Linked DNA regions of Homo sapiens: region 1 is linked to region 2. Evidence: chromatin contacts called from ENCODE Hi-C data. All regions are on one chromosome and are shown on one strand. Each heading gives the region's core, a stretch centred on a gene start or an enhancer-like site at or near the end of the contact. The rest is flanking DNA. Distances are from core to core; before and after follow the strand shown.

What was found. Hi-C counts contacts between places; a loop is a spot of excess contacts on that map. Pooled maps may share reads with other maps.
Region 1: a loop to region 2 is called in a map of CD4-positive, alpha-beta T cell, with 2.3 times the contacts of the local background. The contact joins the promoter of CCDC138 here to the promoter of SH3RF3 in region 2. A Hi-C loop is called at or near these places in 2 of 168 maps with a recorded cell type or tissue (CD4-positive, alpha-beta T cell and naive thymus-derived CD4-positive, alpha-beta T cell) and 7 of 50 pooled maps.

The regions. Positions count from the first base shown.
Region 1 is chr2:108,785,012-108,790,709 of GRCh38, forward strand. CCDC138 (coiled-coil domain containing 138) reads left to right here and starts at 1,760. Exons shown (of 15, transcript NM_144978.3): 1 at 1,760-1,904; 2 at 3,021-3,078; 3 at 3,841-3,955. The coding sequence starts at 1,812. RANBP2 (RAN binding protein 2) reads left to right here. Exons shown (of 29, transcript NM_006267.5): 29 at 1-798. RefSeq lists silencers at 1,569-2,158, 5,675-5,698.
Region 2 is chr2:109,125,297-109,130,854 of GRCh38, forward strand. It overlaps SH3RF3 (SH3 domain containing ring finger 3), which reads left to right and starts at 3,909. Exons shown (of 10, transcript NM_001099289.3): 1 at 3,909-4,817. The coding sequence starts at 4,245. SH3RF3-AS1 (SH3RF3 antisense RNA 1) reads right to left here and starts at 4,823. Exons shown (of 1, transcript NR_029193.1): 1 at 2,031-4,823. It also overlaps a transcript of RANBP2 not described here. RefSeq lists silencers at 3,125-3,184, 3,565-3,634, 3,645-3,694, 3,725-3,924.

The sequences.
Region 1 (5,698 bases), core at 510-3,009, 340 kb before region 2:
ACTACAAAGAATCCAGGTAGAACACAAAATTTTGTATATTGCAATTATGAATATTGACTGTCTTCCACCCATCTGTGTTCTTTCGGGTGAAATTACCTCATTTTATTTAGTGAGGAAAGACAGGTTTATTCCCTGTTACATGGGGATTTGGAAATTGGGTATCCTAAAGCAAGTAACTGTTCAACCACCAGTCAAAAGAGGGGAGGGATGTTGTGCGAGTAATGAGTGATGGTATACCATCACCATTCCACTCGGCCACAAAGCCAGATACTTGAAATAAACCTACTCCAAATGTATCAGTTCAGTCTTGAACCATGGATTACATATGTTTACACTAAATATTTCAAATTGGCTTATTTGGAAATCTATGTAATATAAACTGATGTAAAGTGTGTTGTAACTTTTCAGCTGAGACAGTTGATGCCTTCGTCATGATTTTAGAATAAATTCTTAAGTTAATGCAAGTGCTTTTTAAGAGACTTTTTACAGATTTGTATGCTTTCCTAAAGCACTAAAGTTACAAATTAAAAAGCTTTAAAAACTTTGACCAAAAATTTGACAAAATGACATGTAAACTGACTTTTCCCGTATTAGTATTCCAAAGATGCTTAAAAGTGGCTTGTGGCATTTATGAGAAAGTCTTTGTGTCACATTTCAGGAAAGGACTTTGATTTCTCTTTGTTATTTAATCACTGATGTGGTCTAAACCCACGATAATATGTATCTTTCCTTTTAAACTGGATTTTATGTTGTCTCATTAAAATCTGCTTAAAGATAGAATAAAATTCATTATTTGTACATCTTAAGTGGTACTTTATGGCAAAAAGTATGGCCTAAGTAATTTTCAGATAATAACTGCTGAAGTACAGATTTTATAAAACTTGGGCATTTGGGAACTTTAATCCAGAGAATTTAGGAGTTGTTAGTCCAGAGATGCAGCTGACAGTCACAATTTAGAAAGTAAAAGATTACACCACTGTAATTTTATGAATGAGAAAAATGAAGTGGTTGTACAGTTCCCCTCAGTCAGTTTTGTTTAACATAGGTTTTCAGGTTGATGTATACTATGTACTATGGTTAGCACTGTTGTAGGTATTGGCAAAAGCTTTTTTCTTTTCAAAAAAAAAAAGTTTTTTTTCCAGGGTGCTTACATTCTAACTATTCTTTTTAATACCCTGTTATACCCCATATGGAACACAGGGAAAGTGAGGTAATCTGCAATGTCTATGCTCAGCTTTCCCTTTTTTTTTTTTTTTTTAACTTTAAGAGATGGGAGTCTTGCTATGTTACCCAAGATAGATGTAACTCTCAGGCTCAAAGCAATGCTCCCGCCTCAGCCTCCTTAGCAGCCGGGACTACACGCGCGCCACCACTCCCGGCTCAGATATACTCTTGGTTTTTCTTTTATATGGCAGTTAGCAAAGGTCACTTCTGATGGAACGACCGGTCTATGTGGTGAGCGCAACGCACACCAAACTTAACAGGTTAAATGGAGCTGGAGCGGAGCGCTGCAGGCAGGTGCGGGGCCTCGGTGCCCCTCAACCCGTGGCACCCAGGCAGCCGGGGCAGGACTATCGCGGGGAGATGCAATACTACTCAGTTACGAGGTGTGTAGTGCTAGCACGAGAAACTTGGAGGACGCGCTGACAAGCCGGGCTGCAGTCTCCGGGTCGCCCCGCCCCGCCCTTTCCCTGCCGCCGTGCGTGCCTCGGGGGGGCGGGGTCTGGCACGTCGTGACGCACTGCGGCCGCGTAGCGCCGCGGGTTTGATGAACGCGGTTCCCGGGGAGACTGGTACGGTTGCTGTGTGCTATGGAGCCGAGGGTCGTCAAGCCACCGGGGCAGGATTTAGTAGTGGAGAGTCTCAAAAGCCGCTACGGACTCGGGGGCAGCTGCCCCGACGAGGTGAAGCCGCCGCCTGAGGTCCGCGGGTGGGCTCCTGCTGCTGGGGGGCGGCCCGCTCCGTGCCCCGCGCAGCCGGCCTGGGGGCGCGCAGCGGCTCTGGTCCCGGCCCCGGCACTCCCGCCGTGGCTGCGGCTTGGGCCTCGTGGAAGCAGGCGGGAGGGGCGGGCGTTGCGCTGCGGGGGTGCGGGGGTGCCGCTTCACCTATGCCTCTGTGTTCCTGGTATACTGGGCATGGTGTGGTGTTGGAGAAAGTGCTATTCAGCTTTTTTTTGCAGTGATGTGAGTGGAGTTGTGAAAACAATTGAATTGCTTTTTAAAAGCGGCTTATTTCGAAATAATTTCGGACTTACTCAAAAGTTGCTGCAGTATTACCAAGAATTCCCTTGTACCCTCACTTGCATTCACAAATTAATATTTTGCCACATTGGCTTTACCATTCGTTCTCTCCCCTTCCCTCCCTACAAACGCATTTTTTCCCTTTGAACTATTTGAGGGTGATTTGCAGGCATCATGCCCCTTTACCTCTGAATAGAAATAACTTGTGCATTTTTCCTAAGCATAAGGACGTTGTCTTTTAATAACCACAGTAATATTTTCAGGAAATTTAGAATTGGTATAATATTTGGTAATCTAGAGTTCATAAGAAATTTCAGCAATTATCTCGATAAAACCTTTTATAGGAAAATTTTTTCCTAGTGCAGATCCGACCCAAGAACGAGCATTGATTGTATTTGATTGTCCTTTTTGTTGCCTTTAATCTGGAACAGGTTCACAGCCTTTGTTTTCTGTAAGGTTGTTTTTTTTTTGAGAAGTGTAAGAATTATTTATTGGATTGTTTCTCCGTTTGGGTTTATCTTATAGATGCTTCTTCGTTAGATTGATTATGCATTTTTGGCAGGAGCATGAGATGAGTGATGTGTGGCCTGCTGTGGGGAGGAACATGACGTTGGTTTGTCACATTATTGATGATATTAGTTTTGATCACTTGGTTAAGATGGTGTCTACAAGATTTCTCCACTCTAACCTTTGTAATTAATACATAATTTGTGGGGAAATATTTTGAGACAGTAAATTGATTTTTAGTATACAAATTAAATCTTTTCTTTTTTTTTTTAGTATGATTTTTCAAATTTTTATCAGTCTAAGTATAAGAGAAGAACTCTAACCTCCCCAGGTAAGCCGGTATTTTGTATATTTGGGGGTTTCAAAAATTTAATTTGAGGCTGGGCGCGGTGGCTCACGCCTGTAATCCCAGCACTTTGGGAGGCCGAGGCAGGCGAATCACCTGAGGTCAGGAGTTCGAGACCACTCAGGCCAACATAGTGAAATCCCGTCTCTACTAAAGATACAAAAAATTAGCCGAGCATGGTGGCGGGCGCCTGTAATCCCAACTGCTGGGAAGGCTGAGGCAGGAGAATCGGTTGAACCCGGGAGGCAGAGGTTGCAGTGAGCCGAGATGGCGCCACTACACTCCAGCCTGGGCAACAAGAGCGAAACTCAGTCTCAAAAAAGAAAAAAATAGGCTGCGCGCGGTGGCTCACGCCTGTAATCCCAGCACTTTGGGAGGCGAGGCGGGCGGATCACGAGGTCAGGAGATGGAGACCATCCTAGCTAACACGGTGAAACCCCGTCTCTACTAAAAAAAATACAAAAAATTAGCCGGGTGTGGTGGCGGGCTCCTGTAGTCCCGGCTACTCAGGAGGCTGAGGCAGGAGAATGGGGTGAACCCGGGAGACGGAGCTTGCAGTGAGCCGAGATTGCGCCACTGCACTCCAGCCTGGGTGACAGAGCGAGACTCCGTCTCAAAGAAAAAAAAAGAAAAAAAAATTTGAGAGAGAAGATTTTAAAAATAGTATTATTTAGACTTATGGCCAGTGCCAGATATTTTGTGATATATTGTTGTGGTAATCTTTCATGGTTTCTTTGTCGTTGACAGGTGATTTGGATATCTACTCTGGAGATAAAGTTGGTTCATCGTTAAAATATTCTGATGAAAGCAAGCATTGTAGAACACCATTGGGCAGCTTATTCAAGCACGTAAATGTGAATTGGTAAAGTACCCTGAAACTTTACTGTTGCTACCCCCTCAGTATCTCAAAAAACTGAGAAAGAGAAAAGGGCAGGTTATATTTTTGCTCTTTCCTGAGGACAAGTATGAGGACAAGTATAAGGCAGTCTGGAGCCTGCTAAATAGTTGAAGCGAGTCACTTATTAATTTTTACTGAGAATCTCTGTAATAAAAGCATAGACCTAGCATTATATTTAGTGGCATAATGGAAAGTTATTTATATAATGTAAAAGATGAAAAAATATATTTTTATGGTTATTCATTCAGGACCCAAATGAAGACTCTGCTCCCTTTCTTTAAAAATTTTTTTTTAGAAAAGGAACTATGGGCCAGGTGCGGTGGCTCACGCCTGTAATCCCAGCACTTTGGGAGGCCGAGGCGGGTGGATCACCTGAGGTCAGGAGTTTGAGACCATCCTGGCCAACATGGTGAAATCCCGTTTCTACTAAAAAATAGAAAAATTAGCCAGGCTTGGTGGTGTGCGTCTGGAATCTCAGCGACTTGAGAGGCAGAGGCAGGAGAATCACTTGAACCCGGGAGGTGGAGGTTGCAGTGAGCTAAGATTGTGCCATTGCACTCCAGCCTGGGTGATGAGCAAAACTGTCCTGAAGAAAGAAAAAACGAACTACAAAAAAAACTGCCATACAGGTTTTGTTAGGCAGCAGCATTTTACTATCTCTGGTGTGTCTGGTATTGTATGCATTGTATTTAGGTGATTGAGAGAGATTGAAGAAGGTGGTCTGGGGAGATGGTAACTACAGGGTATGTAGGATACAGTGCTGGGTTAAAAGAAGTTGCCGTTCTGTAAGGAAGATACTATTTACTATGGGGAAAAAATATAAAAACAGTGGAAGCTAAGGTAAAATAAAGATCTAAGTTGGATATTATTTAATGCTAAAAATATGTGGCAGAAAGAAATGCTATGGGTATCAAGAAGGAGTAAGCATTTTGAAATAAAGATGTATCCATATATAACATGAAATGTTGAAATAATTGTGGAGAGAAAAAATAATTATGCCTAAAGTATCTGTATGTTACATAATTAGTATTTGGGAGCTTGACTTTTTTTAATACAGTTTTCTCTTTCTCTACTTAAATAAGTTAATCTGTGTAACACACTTTGAACAGTTCTGGGTAAATAATAAGTACTCAAATGTTACCTATTATCATTATTATTACTATTTCATGTTGCACTCACAAAATCTAGTTGATCTAGATTTAGGATTTAGACATGAGCTACGTTGAATGTAGGGTAAGGAAAGTGAAAATTGCTTTTAAGGTAATAATTATAAATTTATGGAAATTATTTTCTTTTTAACTGAGTTTTATCATTTTTTATATAATGACCTGGGTATAACTCTAAACTATAATCTAAAGGTTTTGGACTATGAAGGTTTTCATAACATTGGACCCCTAGTTGTGATCTGGTCTGAAACTATGCTGTCCAGCACAGTAGCAACAGGCCACATGTACCTATTGAGTACTTGAAATGGGGCTGGTCTGAATTGAGATATGCTGTAAGTGTCATATACACACTGGCTTTCTAAGACTTAGCATAGATAACAAAAATTAGCCGGGCATGGTGGCGGGTGCCTGTAGTCCCAGCTACTCGGGAGGCTGAGACAGGAGAATTGCTTGGACCCGGAGGCAGAGGTTGCAGTGAGCCGAGATCGCGCCACTGCACTGCAACCTGGGTGACAGAGTGAGACTCCGTCTCAAAAAATAA
Region 2 (5,558 bases), core at 2,659-5,158:
AGTTGGTGGGGGGGTTAGAATTATCTGACTATCACCATGTGGAGCGTCTTCCAAATCTAAAAAGAAGTTCAAATTTTGGGCCGCCAAAAACCTGACATACAGCCGTCCAGTCCTGTTTCCTCTGAGCTTTTTCTCCTTTGGACAGACGCCCTGTGTTCCTTCAACTGAAACTCATGGATGAGGCCTCCGGATCCCTTACCACATCGTCATTAATTTTTGGTACCCAGAATTGGAAGTAATCTCACAAGTCTGAGGTACAATGGGATTATTTTTTTCCAAACCCTGACCACCCCCCACCTTAACTTTCATGAAGGCATCCGAAGATTTCGTTACTTCTCTAGTCAGCCATAGTACATAGATGACTCATGTTGGCTCATACAATGCTTGTGGTCAACTGAAATCCCCAGATCTTTTTAGGAATGGCTGTAAAGCCAGGTCTTCTCAATTATTTACTTATATAATTGGCTTATTGAACATGTGCAAATTTAACCGAGTAACATAAGACTGTATTTGTAATACTTCAACTATTTAGTTCACACCCTCAAATTCCCTCACGCTGTAGCACAGTGTACTTGGCTACTTCAACCAGAAATTGTAAACTGGCGGTCTGTAGGCCAATTTGACCACACATTTATTTTGTTTGGCTAATATGGTGGTTTTTGAGAACTAAATCGGTTGCCAACTGTTGAACATCAGGAGATGTCATGTAAAAAGCAGCACTTCCAACTTCTCTTGAAAGGTATGAAGGTCTAGCAACATTTGGTCGTCATTCCCCCAGGGCTGGAGCTGGGCAGCAGCTACTTCCTCTGAAGGGTGCAGACAAAGCTCACTGCAGTCCCCACCAGGCCCTGTTGCCTGGGGTTCACCCTGCTTCGTTAATTTCATGCCCTGCCCAGTCACTGTGGACATCTGGGTGCATAGTCTGTGTGTCCTGTGGGTGCTGGTTATGGCAGGGGCAAAAGGGGTAAAGTGGAGAGAGAAGAAAGCTGGGAAAGGTGGGCTTAAGTGGCTCTCTCTTGCTCTTGTCTGTCTTGGGTCGTGCAAGATAAAGATGTACTGAGGGCAGAGATGTGGCGGTGAGCTTCTGGCACGGGCATCTGTGGTTCTGACTGCCCAGCACGGCAATTCTTCTGGAAATTCTCACTTCTCCTGTGTGACTACAGAGAGTGCTGCCAGGTTCCAGATGATCCTGCTCCTGTGGCCAAGGCACACGGGTCCAAAGAGTGACCACTGGTCCATACTAGTGATAGAGTTTTAGAACTTCCAGGAGTGGCTGATGTTGTTGGAAGAAAGGCTCATGAAGATTTGACCGCATTTTCTGTCATGTGGGTTGGGAAGCAGAGGCAGCTGGTGCAAGAAAGTGAAGGGTTGAGTCATCAACTAGAGACAGGGACAGCAACACACACTGCAGGCTCTATCTGTGCTAATCTGGCTCAGCTCTTAGCCTGGGATCCTATGAGATGCCTCGTATTATTAGTGTATATTCTGCTCCCTTTAAAATTTACCTAGAGTTGGTTTCTGTTGCTTGCAACCAAAAGCACCAGGGCATGTCGTCACAGGCCGTCCTTGCTCTCTGTGAGCCCTTCCAGTGCCTGATGGGTCCCCTCTTTATGCTCCCCCTTGTCTACCATCTGCTCTTGGATCAAGCATCCTGGGTGCTCTAAAAAATTCCCCTTGTTCCTGAGCAAGGGTAAGAGTGAAAGGTGGCTCATGTGAACATGTTTCCATGCACTGCGAGGTGTGTGCCCTTCCTTCGGCCCTCAAGGGAAGCCAGGCAGCTCTGGGATGCTTTCCATCTCACCCTGTTGTTGGCGCTGATGTAAATCATACAGATGGAAATCCACATTGCTGAGAGACATCCAGGTTAAGAAAGCCACCTGCTGCTATCAGAAGCAAAGTTTCCAGGGACTAGCATCCTGATATAAGCACAGGATATGTGTAATTGAGATACTAAGATCTGCCTTCAAATCACCAGTAGGTGATGAGAGAGAGAGAGAGAGAGAGGGAGAGAGAGAAAGAGAGACGTATCCTTTCATTAATTCTACAAATATTTATTGAACACCTACTATATGCTAGTCACTGCCCTAGGCACTAAGGATATTACAGTAGAAAAGATCTGTAGCTTACAGAGAGCTTACATTCTAATGGCATGTAAACTTTATGTGTTAGTTCTGTGGATACAAAAATGAAAATTCAGCCCCAATGGCTTTACAAGTATGAATATCACTTTCCTCATTTGTAAAATGAGTTTAAAATAATTATCACAGGTTGGGCACCGTGGCTGGCGCCTGTACTCCCAGCACTTTGTGAAGATGAGGTTGGAGGATCTCTTGAGCCCAGGAGTTTGAGACTAGCCTGGGCAACATAAGGAGACCCTGTCGCTACAAAAAATTTAAATTAAAAATTTAGCCAGGCGTGGTGGCGCACCTGTAGTTTCAACTATTCAGGAGGCTGAGGTGAAAGGATGGCTTGAGCCCAAGAGTTTGAGGCTGCAGTGAGCCGTGATAGCACCCCGCGCTCTAGCCTGCCTGACAGAACGAGATCCTGTCTAAAGCTATGGAAGTAAATATAAATAAATAAAATAATTATCTGGCAGAGCTGTTTAGAGGATTAAATAATATATAGCACGCTCTTGGCCTTTTAGCCTCAACAAATACTACTTTTTTCCTTAATAATAACAGAAAGATCATACAACTTCACAAACCACAAGGACAGGCTGGCCGATAGGCAGGCCCCCCACGACTCTTCTGATGTTAGCCCTGACTGAACTCGCTGTGCAGCGTCCAACCAATCCTGGTTTGTGCTGGGCCCTGGACTGGAACCCAGCCCTTCCCGACGGGAACGCAAAGCGGCCACGAGGGGGCAGCGCACGGCAGGGAATCTTCGCCGCCGACCCCAGCCCACCGCCAAACTTCCCTGCTGCTCTCGGTCCTCCTGTACGTACTTCCGTTGCTCTGACGCTCCCAGAAGCCGGGGCGTCGGGAAGGAGAGCGCGAATTCACCCTCCTCTGCGCCTCCGTAGGAAAAAATTGGAGCGGGGGTTCACGAGACTGCGCCGCGGCGGGCGCTAGAGCCCCTCGCACAGCGTCGCCAAGGGTGCGGCGTGGAGCCGGGCGCCTGGCGCCAGGGTGCTGGTCGGCGGGCAGCGGCGCCAGCCTCCGACCCGCGACTCCGGCGAGCCAAGGCTGCGCCGGGAGGAGTCGGCGCGGGCCCCGGGGTGCCCCCTTCAACTGGAGCGCCTTCCCCTCCTGCCTTGCGGCGCATCCCCACACCTACACCGGAACGAAGCTCCGGGGCTGTCACTTCTGCGCGCTTCTCGGAAAGGAGTCTGAACTGGGAGCGCTCCGGGGGGTCGTCGGGGAGGATGCCCGGGCGTCGGCTGTGTCCCCAAGCTGCTCGCCGGCGCTGGCGAGGAAGGCAGTCGGGATAACGCCGCCCAAACTTTCCTTCGCAGCAGCGTTGGCAGGAAACGTCCCTCTCTGAGGCTCACGAAAAGCCGAAAAAGACTCGGACGCTTGGAGGAGGCAGGGCCAAGCCTGCGCAGGAGAGGTTCCCCGGAGCCCTGGAGATGTCCTAGGGGACCAGGCTAATCGCCGGCTTGCGCCCAAGCGAAGGGAAGTCCTGCAGGCACGGCGCCTCCTTCCCTGAGCCCCGCAGTGACCGTGACCTCCGCGCGCACCCCCGCGCACGTGCTCGCGGCCGAGGAAGAGGAACGGTCCTGCTGAATCCTCTGGAGGACAGCGACTAGCGAGCAGGCCAGGGGCGCATGGAGGTGCCGCGGGGGCGGTGCGGCTCGCCAGCTGCGCGGAGGAGCGTGCACGCCGCGCCCCGGCCTCCCCGGGGACCTGGCCGGCCGCTGCCCGCACTTCCTGCCGCTGGTCTCCCAGGCGCGAGCCGCCGCTTGCAGCACAGAACCCGTTGAGCTTCGTGCCCGGCAGCACCCCCGGTCCCCCGCGCGGGGCGGACTTGCGGCGGGACAGGTGTAGCCCGCAGCCGCAGGCGCTGCGCTCAGGACTGGGCGGGCTCGGCTGGCCGGTCCCCGCCACGCAGGCCGGTCCCCGCCACGCAGGCCGGTCGGTGAGCCACTTCGCACCGCCACAGCCCTAGCATCGGGCCACCAGCCGGGGTGAAGAAAGTCACGGCGGAGCCCGGCTCCCCAGTCCTGATGCTGGCTGCCGGTGGCGGGCTCCACGCCGGCCCCGGGACCTAGGCAGCCGCGCGAGACCGCTGCGGGCGCCTCCCCCATGCTGCTCGGAGCGTCCTGGCTGTGCGCATCCAAGGCGGCCGCCGCTGCTGCGCAGAGCGAGGGCGACGAGGACAGGCCAGGCGAGCGACGGCGGCGTCGGGCGGCGGCCACCGCCGCGGGGGCGGGCGAGGACATGGACGAGTCGTCGCTGCTGGACCTGCTGGAGTGCTCCGTGTGTCTGGAGCGCCTGGACACCACGGCCAAGGTGCTGCCATGCCAACACACTTTCTGCCGCCGCTGCCTGGAGAGCATCGTGTGCTCGCGCCACGAGCTGCGCTGCCCCGAGTGCCGCATCCTGGTGGGCTGCGGCGTGGACGAACTGCCCGCCAACATCTTGCTGGTGCGACTGCTGGACGGCATCCGTCAGCGGCCCCGCGCGGGCACCAGCCCCGGCGGCAGCCCGCCCGCGCGTCCCATCCCAGGCCAGAGTGCGGCCCCCACGCTCGCGGGCGGCGGGGGCGGCGCGGCAGGCAGCACCCCGGGTTCCCCGGTTTTCCTCTCCGCGGCCGCGGGCAGCACCGCCGGCAGTCTGCGGGAGCTGGCGACCAGCAGGACCGCGCCGGCGGCAAAGGTGAGTATCTGTCTCGGCGGAAGTGGCCACGGCACGTGGGAGTGTGTGGGTGGGTGCTTGGGCGTGGGGGGCAGTGATGAGGTGCGGAGGAGACCACGGGTGGTCCTGCGTTGGCCCACTCCGCTGTTGCTCTTCCTCCAACTTCGCTTGCTTGGTGGCGGCATCCGGCCCCTGGGCAGCTCGCCGCTTGTTCACGTGTGTCCCATCCTCCTGTGGAGTGGGCACGCCTTCCTGTCCCGTCGCTCACCCCCGATTCCTTGGCCGGACTTGTTACCCTGCCTCTTAAACTTAGCATCGCCCTTGCGTCTCCCTAGAAACGGGGACCTTCTTCCTCTGGGTCCCCAGACACTCCCTCTGCACACCCTGGGCCTGCCTAGAGAAAAGTTAGCCCTTAACGTTTCTGACAGGGCTCTGATGGCTGCTCTGGGAAGCCCGCGGGCCTCCTGCCTGCGGTGTGGCTAAGGAGGGGAGGGCAGAAGGCAGAGTGGGACTGGGGTTTGGAGGAATGCTTCTAGTAGTCTGGAAGGAGTTAATCTGGAGGCCCCAGGAGCCTTTTGACCCAGCCCTTTTGGACTTGGCAGTGTCTAACCAGAAGCCAAGGTCTTCTCCTGGGCTCCCAGGCAGGGTTGCATTCCCACGGGGGTCATTTATATTTATTATTATTATTTTTGGTACAGCCGCATTTTAGGGCCTTCGCTGCTTCTGTTTTAGACGAAAGATCTTCTCTGGATGGCTTCAATG